Regions from separate parts of the Homo sapiens genome. Here all the other regions are linked to region 2. The links are chromatin contacts, found by Hi-C or POLR2A ChIA-PET in ENCODE. All regions are on one chromosome and are shown on one strand. Each heading gives the region's core, a stretch centred on a gene start or an enhancer-like site at or near the end of the contact. The rest is flanking DNA. Distances are from core to core; before and after follow the strand shown. Region 1 overlaps SERTAD1 (SERTA domain containing 1). Region 2 holds the start of DMAC2 (distal membrane arm assembly component 2). Region 3 holds the start of EID2 (EP300 interacting inhibitor of differentiation 2).

What was found. A loop is a pair of places that touch in the nucleus more often than their neighbours do. ChIA-PET counts read pairs that join two places held with the same protein, here RNA polymerase II (POLR2A). Pooled maps may share reads with other maps.
Region 1: a loop to region 2 is called in a pooled map, with 5 times the contacts of the local background. The contact joins the enhancer-like site here to the promoter of DMAC2 in region 2. A Hi-C loop is called at or near these places in 1 of 50 pooled maps. POLR2A ChIA-PET finds 5 or more read pairs at or near these places in 2 of 52 experiments (OCI-LY7 and WTC11).
Region 3: a loop to region 2 is called in a pooled map, with 1.8 times the contacts of the local background. The contact joins the promoter of EID2 here to the promoter of DMAC2 in region 2. A Hi-C loop is called at or near these places in 1 of 50 pooled maps. POLR2A ChIA-PET finds 5 or more read pairs at or near these places in 2 of 52 experiments (A673 and naive thymus-derived CD4-positive, alpha-beta T cell).

What each region holds. Positions count from the first base shown.
Region 1 is chr19:40,419,896-40,422,904 of GRCh38, forward strand. SERTAD1 (SERTA domain containing 1) reads right to left here. Exons shown (of 2, transcript NM_013376.4): 2 at 1,694-3,009. The coding sequence ends at 2,941. Among named protein-coding and RNA genes, the nearest start is that of SERTAD1, 4.6 kb to the right of the region's middle. RefSeq lists enhancers at 798-1,298, 964-1,083 and a silencer at 1,374-1,463. Within about 2 kb of position 1,361, at least 39 of the 41 ENCODE cell types and tissues checked have a DNase peak (open chromatin) inside an H3K27ac peak, as active enhancers do; they include OCI-LY7, where a contact is called at or near this core.
Region 2 is chr19:41,438,499-41,441,631 of GRCh38, forward strand. It overlaps DMAC2 (distal membrane arm assembly component 2), which reads right to left and starts at 1,414. Exons shown (of 6, transcript NM_018035.3): 1 at 1,384-1,414. The coding sequence starts at 1,401. RefSeq lists an enhancer at 1,149-1,318.
Region 3 is chr19:39,538,374-39,541,442 of GRCh38, forward strand. EID2 (EP300 interacting inhibitor of differentiation 2) reads right to left here and starts at 1,788. Exons shown (of 1, transcript NM_153232.4): 1 at 334-1,788. The coding sequence starts at 1,706. The coding sequence ends at 996. RefSeq lists a silencer at 1,493-1,572 and an enhancer at 1,544-2,043.

The DNA.
Region 1 (3,009 bases), core at 111-2,610, 1.0 Mb before region 2:
GCCTATAGTCCCAGCCACTCTGAGGGCTGAAGCCAGAGGATCCTTTGAGCCTAGGAGTTCAAGGCTGTACAGCACTATGATCACTCCTCTGTACAGACAGTGCTCTCCAGCCTGGACAACACAGTGAGACCCAATCTCTTTGAAAAAGCGGGGAAAGGAAAGAATAAGAAACAGGCCCACGGGAATCCCAGCACTTTGGGAGGCTGAGGTGGAAGGATTGCTTGAGCCTGGGGGTTCGAGACCAGCCTGGACAACATAGGGCAACACTGTCTCTACAAAAAATTTAAAAAATCGGCCGGGCATGGTGGCTCACGCCTGTAATCCCAGCACTTTGGGAGGCTGAGGCAGGGCGGATCACTTGATATCAGGAGTTCAAGACTAGCCTGGCGAACATGGTGAAACTCTGTCTCTACTAAAAATACAAAAAATTAGCCGGGCATGGTGGCAGGCGCCTGTAATCCCAGCTACTCGGGAGGCTGAGGCAGAATTGCTTGAACCCAGGAGGCAGGGGCTGCAGTGAGCCGAGATTGCACCATTGCACTCCAGCCTGGGCGACAGAGCGAGAATCCATCTCAAAAAATAATAAATAAATAAATAAATAAAAATAAGAATAAAAATAAAATCAGTTGGGCGTGGTGGCGTGCACCTGTAACCCCAGCTAATTGGGAGGCTGACGCGGGAGGATTGCTGAAGCCCAGGAATTCGAGGCTATAGTGAGCTATGATCGCGCCACTGCACTCTCCAGCCTGGGCGACAAAGCGAGACCCCGTCTCTAAAAAAAAAAAAAAAAGAAAAAGAAAAGAAAGAAACAGGCCCGCAGAGTGTTGTAAACAGAGGGCGTTCATGATCCCTCGACCACTGGACAGATGTCCGGGGAACCCAAGACGGCGGCACCGCAGAGCCCGACTGGGCACCAGGGGGCGGTGCTGAGCTCAGCCCAGGCGCCCAAGTTTTGAGTCTGCGGCAAAGCAGTCCGAGTCCCATTTGCCCGGGGCTGGAGTCACTCGGGGTTGGAGTCAGGCGCCTGGAAGACCCTCAGCCTGGACGACAGCTCCCCGCAGGCCATTTTCACCCGCTTCCGCGGCCCGCCTCATCCACTTCCAGAAATGGGCACAACTTCCTCTGCTCCTCCAGGAAGCGCCACTCTGCCCGCCCCTTCCCGGCCCCTGGGGCCGACCCAGGCTCCCCATCTGGCCCAGCTCCACTCCTGCCTCTGCCTCCCCGAGGCTTCTGGCCAGAAGCGAGGCTCTGGGACCCCACGATGGCGGCGTTTCCCTCACTCAAGGCCCCGCTGGCCCCTCGGGTCACCGTCCAGCCCCCTGCGCCTCTCTCCATGCGCACCCGCAGTTTTCACGGTGACACTCCCTCCCCTCCGTGCACCCCCCCTCAGGCTCCGCCCTGTCCCTGCGGCCGTCAGGAAGGACGCAGCCTGGGTCCCGTGCCAGGCCGCTGAGTGTGCGGCCCCTCCCAGCCAGGCCTGGAATGCGGCTGGACCGCGGGGGCGGCCGCTGACACCCGGCGCTCCAGCCAGGCCCAGCACACGGGCAGGTGGCCCCAGCTCGTCCGGGTCTGGGTTTCTTCTAGAAGGAAGGCACAGCTGCCTGCCCTGAGCTCCCTCTCTGCAGTCCAGCTACCAAGCCTAGTGGCTTTATTTCAGACACAGCTCCAAGCGTCCCTATCCTTTGCCCAGAGATTTAAGACCAGGAGTGAATTTTATTTTTAAAAATGGGCTGTTGTCCCCCTTTCCTCCCCCATTTTCCTGGAGAGCCGACTCTCAGGGCTCCTTGGAGAGGATCTGTCCAGGGTCCAGGTTTTGTGTTTTTATTTCGGGACCATTCTGAAAGCAATCTCCCCTTCGCTCCTCAATAAATACAGGTAGACTCCAGGCGAGGACTTGCTTTCATTTTTAAAAAGTTGCCTTGACTTCCTGCTAGCAAAGAAAAGAAATAAAATTTAAGAAAAAAAAAAAAAGGCCAGGCACAGTGGCTCACGCCTGTAATCCCAGCACTTTGGGAGGCTGAGGCAGGCAGATCACGAGGTCAGAAGATGAAGACCATCCTGGCTAACACGGTGAAACCCTGTCTCTACAAAAAATATAAAAAATTAGTCGGTCCCAGCTAATTGGGAGGCCGAGGCAGGAGAATCGTTTGAACCTGGGAGGTGGAGGTTGCAGTGAGCCGAAGTCACGCCACTGCACTCCAGCCTGGGCGACAGAGTAAGAATCTGTCTTAAAAAAAAAAGAAAGAAAAAAAAAAAGTGGCCTGGTAGGAGGATCGCTTGAGCCCAGGAGTTTGAGGCTGTAGTGAGCCATGATCAGACCACTGTACTTCAACCTGGGTGACAGAGCGAGACCCTATCTCAAAAAAAAAAAAAAAAAAGTTCATAATTTAAAACCCACCTCAAGTGATAATCTTGGAACCTTGGTTTTCTCACCTGTAAAATAGGGATGATAATACTACCGATCTTGTAGGGCTGTTATAGGATTAAATGAGTTAACACAGTGACGTGCTTAGAAACTGTGCCTCGTACACAGCCTACGCCCAATAAAATGTTTGATGTTTTTATCTCGCCTTCACATTTGCCCAGAGACAAAGCAGCACACGGATTTGAGATTTCCCAGGACTGGCTTTAATTTGAAAAATCTGATTGGGGTCTCTTCCCGTATCAGAGAAGGAACAGCCCAAGCTATGACCCCAGGGCCAGGGAATTCAGTCCCCACCAGACCCTGTCATTCCATCACTAGGGGGTAATTCCAGGCTCCCCCTGCCAGCCCTGAGACAGGAGGACGGATGTGAAGTTGCCCAGGACTAGATTCTGTCTCTCCAAAGTGGCCCAAGCCCTGTTCTCTGTACTAGGGAAGCCAGCTGTGTCTTTTCGAGGACAGTTGGTCCAGCCAGCAGGCTCAGTTCAGATACCAGACAACCATTCCAGCACGAGGGCTCAGCGCCCTGGCCCCGGCGGTCGCTCCAGTGCCTGTGTGCCCACCAGCACATCCATGAGGTAGTCCAA
Region 2 (3,133 bases), core at 164-2,663:
CTCAATCCCTCTGCTTCCCAACTCACCCTAAGTTCTTCCTTCAAAACTTCAAAACTGTCTTTGAGATTCCAAAAATTTCCCCATGTTTTTTCCAAGTTCCTCCTCCCCTTAGTGAACCCTAAATTTTCTCGACTAGCCATATATTGTTGATTTTCCTAAATTCTTCCTCTAACTTTCCCCCAAACCCTTATCACTCAAAACCTGCATTATTTGACCTCTTAATTTTCCACAGATTTGCCCCTTAATTACCCAATTCTTCTGCTGGGGTCTTCCCAAATGACTTCTTTCTTTCCCCAGAATATAATCTTAAAAACTTATCTCCAAACCTCAAGGAGAGGGTGCTCTGAGCAATCCCTAAAACCAACCAAGCTTGTCCAACCCGCCGCCTGCATGCAGCCCAACACAAACATGCAAACTTTCTTAAAACATTAGGAGGATATTTTTGTGATTTTTTTTTTTTTTTTTTTGGCTCATCAGTTATGGTTAGTGTATTTTATGTGTGGCCCAAGACAATTCTTCTTCTTCGAACAGCGTGGCCCAGGGAAGCCAAAAGATTGGACACCCCTGAACCGAGAAGGGTATAAAAAGCATGAGCTTTGAAGAGGAGAGTAAGAAAGTCGAGGGGTGTGGCCAATGGGAAGAAGCCCCCAAACTCTTCAATTTTGCTTTCAAGGTCTCCTCTTAATCTACCCCAATTTCTCTTTGCTTTAACCAAATTCTTTTTTTTTTTCAAATTATCTCGATAATTTTACCCAAACCCTTATTTTCCTCAAAAGTTTAAAGCTGCCAACCTCTTTAATTTTCCCTAAATTCATTCCTTGATTTTAAATCCTCTGAAAGAATATCTCAAATTCTCCTCTTAATTTCACCCAGATCATGCCCTTAGAACCTCCAAATTGACCTCTTGGTTCCCCCACCCATCATGCTTTTGAGTTTTCTGTAAAAATTCGTCAATCTCCCACTAACTTTCCTTACATTCATCCTTCGGTCTTCTAAGACCAAATCCCACATCCTCGAACAATCCCTTCCAAGCTCTCTTATCCTACAGGCCCCACCCTTGCCTGTCCATTAGCTCCTTGTGTCATCCCTCCCTCTGATTGGTTAGTCGCGTCGCTCTTCGGCAGCCACTCCCTCATCCCCATTGGATACTCTCAGCCAAGTCCCTGCCTCCTCTCGCTCGCTAAAGCGTCTCCTCCGCCTGCGACCCTCACAGATCCTTCCTGGCCCCCACTAGCCACAGGTTTGCACTCCCAGTACGGGGCTTGCCAGGCTTAGCCTGCTGCCTCACGGCTTTCTGCTCTCGTGGCCGCCAACAGAGGCCCTGAATGCGGAGGCTGTAGAGCGGACTTCAAATTTGGGGCTCTAGGAACTCCGGTCACTTACCGCCCAGGGAGCCGCCATCTTGCTAAGGTTTCGTAACCGGAAGGGGCCGGTCTTATCCCACGCTCCTGGTTCAGCGCGAACTTATTCTCCTGTGGCCACGCCCCGCGTTTTCTAACCGTCCTCTTAAAGGTGCACGCACTTTTTACTCTTAAAGGGTTTAGGGATTGCTCACAGCGCCCTCTCCCTGAGCTTCAAAACGAGACACAGGTCGGGCTCACGCACCTGTGAACCCAGCACTTTGTGGAGGCCGAGGCGAAAGCATCGCTTGAAGCCAGGAGTTCGAGACCAGCCTGGGCAACATAGGGGAGCCTTTATCTCCACAAAGAAATAGGGCAACCTTATATCCACAAAAAATAAAATGTTAGCCGGGCGTGGTGGTGCACGCCTGTGGTCCCAGCTACTCACGAGGCTGAGGCGGGGGGATCACTTGAGCCGGGGAGGTCGAAGTTGCAGTGAGCTGTGATTGCGCCACTGCACTCCAGCCTGGGTGACAGAGCGAGACGCTGTCTCTTAAAACAAAAAATTGAAAAACAAAACAAACCCCAGGACTCCACAATCTTTCCCTAGGAGAAGATGGGGTGTTCTTCCCGGCAGAGTACCTTTCTTTCCTGACTGCAATTGCAGTCTCCCCAAGCTTTCTTATTCTTCCAGCTTCCACTCACTACCTCCTAAAAACAGGGAATGAGGGGGCTGAAAAGCTGACCACGTCATTTTTAAAAATTAGGGTCAGGTAAGAGAGTGGGTGAAGAGGTTAGATGTCAAGGTTAGAGACTGAGGTGAGATCTCAAGACCAGTTTGGAGTTGAAAGCTAGATCGCAGCATGAAGAGCCATTGTGAAGTCTTGTGGATAGAATTATTCATTCATTAGTTCCAAGAATATTTACTGAGCACCTACCACGTGATGGCAGGCACTGTTCTAGATGCCGAGGTTACCATGGTGAGCAGGACAGACCCAGTCCCTCTCTCAGGAAGTCAACATTCTGGGCTGGGAGAGGATGGATGTGGGAGAGGATGAATAAGAAACAAAGGAATCAGCAAGGCAATTTTGATGAGAAGCAGATAAAAAAAAGTGACTGGGTGTAGGGCCATCAGCAAAGGCCTCTCTGAAGAGGTGACATTGAAGTAGAAGTGAATGATAAGGAAAGAGCCATTCAAAGATCTAGGGGAAAAGCGCTGCAGGGAGAGGTAGCCTCTAGAGCAGAGAGGCCTTGAGGTGGGAACCAGCTTGCAGACAGAGATAGGAGACTGGGTTGAGAGGTGGGCAGGGGCTGACGGTGCAGGCCTGGTAGGGTTTTATTCTATTCACAGTGGGAAGAAGGGAGTGTCAAAATCGGATTTACATTTTGTAAAGATTATTTCTGCCAGGTGGAGAATGTACCTTAGAGCAGCGGTCCCTAACCGTTTTGTTACCAGGGACTGGTTTCGTGGAGGACAATTTTTCCATAGACTGGGGGTCGGGGGTGGGGTGGGGATGGTTTTGGGATGAAACTGTTCCACCTGAGATCATCAGGCATTAGATTCTCATAAGGAGCAGGCAACCTAGATCCCCCGCACGCACAGTTCACAATAGGGTTTGCCTCCTATGAGAATCTAATGCCACTGCTGATGTGACAGGAGGCGGAGCTCAGGCGGTAATGCTCACTTACCCGCTGCTCATCTCTTGCTGTGCGGCCCAGTTCCTAGCAGGCGAGGGGCTGGTACTGGTCCTTGGCCCAGGGACTGGGGACCCTTGCCTTAGAGGGCAAGGGTG
Region 3 (3,069 bases), core at 538-3,037, 1.9 Mb before region 2:
CTGCCCAAAGAAAGAGATGGGAAACAACCTAAATGTCCGTCAATATATCCCTGGTTAAGTAAATTTGGACATAACCTCAGAATGGAATAAAATGCCACTTTAAAAAATAATGAGGAAATACAGTGGTTTGGAAGGGTCAACATATGTTCTTAATGAGAAAGCAATGTATAAACCAGTAAATATAATATGCCGACTTCTGTGAAGAAATAAAACAAGTAAACCCAGATTTATATGTGCCTGTGTACACGTAAGGAAACTAGAAGGACGGAAAGGAAACTGTGGCTATTAGAGGTCATCGTTGGTACTGGATGGAGGAAAACAAGAATGGAAGGCTTTTCGCTGTATATTTTATATATTTTTTGGCTTGTGAATAGATTTTTTAATACCAAAAAAACTTTAAAAATTAAAAATTGAAAGAAAAAAGTCCAGAAATTTGACGTTCTTGAAAACATGATTTATCACATAATATATACATTTACTTTGCTTGTCACTTGAAATGCCTAAGAAAACACAAAATCAATCTTAAACTAGAAACTTCTATTGAATATGACATGAAGAGAGCACATATTCCGACAATTTCAAGTTCTTTTCATAGCCTTCCAGTCCTAATAACTCAGCGTTAACATCTTATTCTGTTCAGCACTATTTGATAATTTCTTTCATCCTCATGGGCTCTAGTATTGATGTTTCATCAGTCTCAATTTTATAAAACCATCCTTTACTTTGTAATAAAGCAATGCTGAGAGACATTTTCCATAATGCAGGGGGAAAAATGTGGATCAATCACAAACTCAAAGAACGTTACAGTTATAATGCTTTCGACATTTTTTTCTACTTCTGTGATGCTTTTTCAAGATAAGCTTCCCCCTCCCCCTTTTTTTCCCCTCCACCTGTGCACTGTCTTATCGCGATATACTCTTGACTTCTGAAAATCAAGTTGCAGGATTGGTATGACTGGAATGCAGAGGTTCTCTTGAAGTAGTGTCACCACATAACTATTCTCTATTGATAAACTTATCGCAACCAAGTTCTTCTATCAGAGGGTTGATAACTTCAGAGGCAGTCAGAGCTATCGTAAAGGTTAAAATATCGAGGTCCACCCTGTGAGGATTTCGCTGATATTCGGCATCAAACGCTGCTTCCCTTGCTCTGCAGGCTTCCACGAATCGCCTGCGGCGTTCTTCAAGCTCTTGTATTCTGCCGGGAGCAATCGGGTAATTTTCCAGATAGTGGCGGAGAAACTGCTGGTAATTGATGCCTAAAACGCTAAGTGGGTGGCGGAGACGGAGATAGGGCAACGCAGCCAGGCCTCCGTTCCCGTGTCTGGACCTGGGCCTGCCCTCGGGACCCTCTTCGTCCACTGGCTCCCCCAGCAAGCGGGCGACCTCCGCCATCCGGGCTTCCCTGGCCGCCGCCGCCGCCGGGCTTTCCCTGCCCGCCGCGGCTGCCCTGGCCAACGCCGCCGCTGCCACCGGGGCTCCCCTGGCTGCCGCCGCCGGGGCTGCCCTGGCCGCCGCCATCCGACCTTCCCTGGCCGCCGGCACCGGGCCTCCCCTGGCCGCCGCCATCGCGCCTTCCCCGGCCTCCTCAGGCTGTGCCGGGGCCGGCTCCCGCCTCCCGCGGCCTACCTCCGCCTGCGGGACGTCTCTGTCACCATTCGCCGCGCCTGTCTGCGGGACACTGCTGTCTGCGGGCAGCTTGGACATCTCAGACCGTGGGGTCAACTCGGCTGCTCCCAGAGAAACTGGAATAACTGGACAGAGCGATGCCCGGCGGACACCCCAGTGCGCGTGCGTGGGCGCTATGCGCGCTGTAAATGCAGTGTGCGTAACCGGGCGCGAGAGCATAGATTCTTACCGCAAACCCTGGGAGCAGTGCGCATGCGTACTTTCCCGGCGCCCGCCGTTCTCCAGATGCCCCCTCGAGGCCGGGAAGCGCCAACGCATCTGAAACATCCCAACGACGAAGGGCGGGGGACATTTCAACCAGTTTGATGTTTATGAGGAACGCTTACAAGATCGCTTCTTGTAGGCGTTCTCAAGGTTCTGTCCTAGGGTGTTTCTCTTTGTTCTCCAGTGATTATGTGCCACCTCTATTATATATCAAGATATTTTAGATTCATGGTCTTTTCTGGATTTTTAAATTGTTTTTCATTCATTCCTTTGCCTGTCTTCATCCATACGGATCGTCCTAGCTACCAAAGCTTTGTAATTACAGTCTTTTCGTGTTATCTTTAACATTGCATTGACTACCTTGGACATTTGTTTTTCGAATCTTATTTGTGCAATATAACATGCAGAAAAGTAAACAAAACATAAATATACAGCTGAATGATTTATCACAAAGTGAACATCCGTTTAACTACCACACAGTCCAAGAAGTGGAATATTTCCAGCATCCCAGAACCCTTCCTCTTCTTCTTATCACTATCCTTTCCTTTCTACGCAGAAGTAACAACTATGCTGATACTTATGGTAATCACTTTCTTGTTTTTCTTTTCATTTTACCACCTAAGGGTGCATTCCTAATGCTGTAGTTTAGTTTGGTTTGTATTCTGAACTTTATCTATGTGAGAAACACACTCACCTGCGTAATTTTTGTATTTTTAGTAGAGACGAGGTTTCACCATGTTGGCCAGGATGGTCTCGATCTCTTGACCTCGTGATCCGCCTGCCTCGGCCTCCCAAAGTGCTGGGATTACAGGCGTGAGCCACTGCGCCGGCCACTTTCTTCCCTTTTATGGGCTGACCCCGCCTCTACATTCTGTTCCCTTATTGTGACCTTCTAGGTGGATGAGCCCTGCAGTTTGTTATATTTGCAGGCTGGCTGCCAGTACTTAGATTTATCATGCCTCAGAAATGGACCATTTAAAATGTTTTCTCACATACACACTTGTATCTGTTTTTTTGTGCATTATTTTTATGAGATTCATCCATTCACATTTTCTCTTCCTCCCTCCCTCCCTCACTCCCTTCCTTCCTTCCTTCCTTCATTCCTTCTTTCTTTCATCTCATTCTGTTACCCAGACTGGAGTGCAGTGGCACAATCACAGCTCAACGTGGCCTCAAC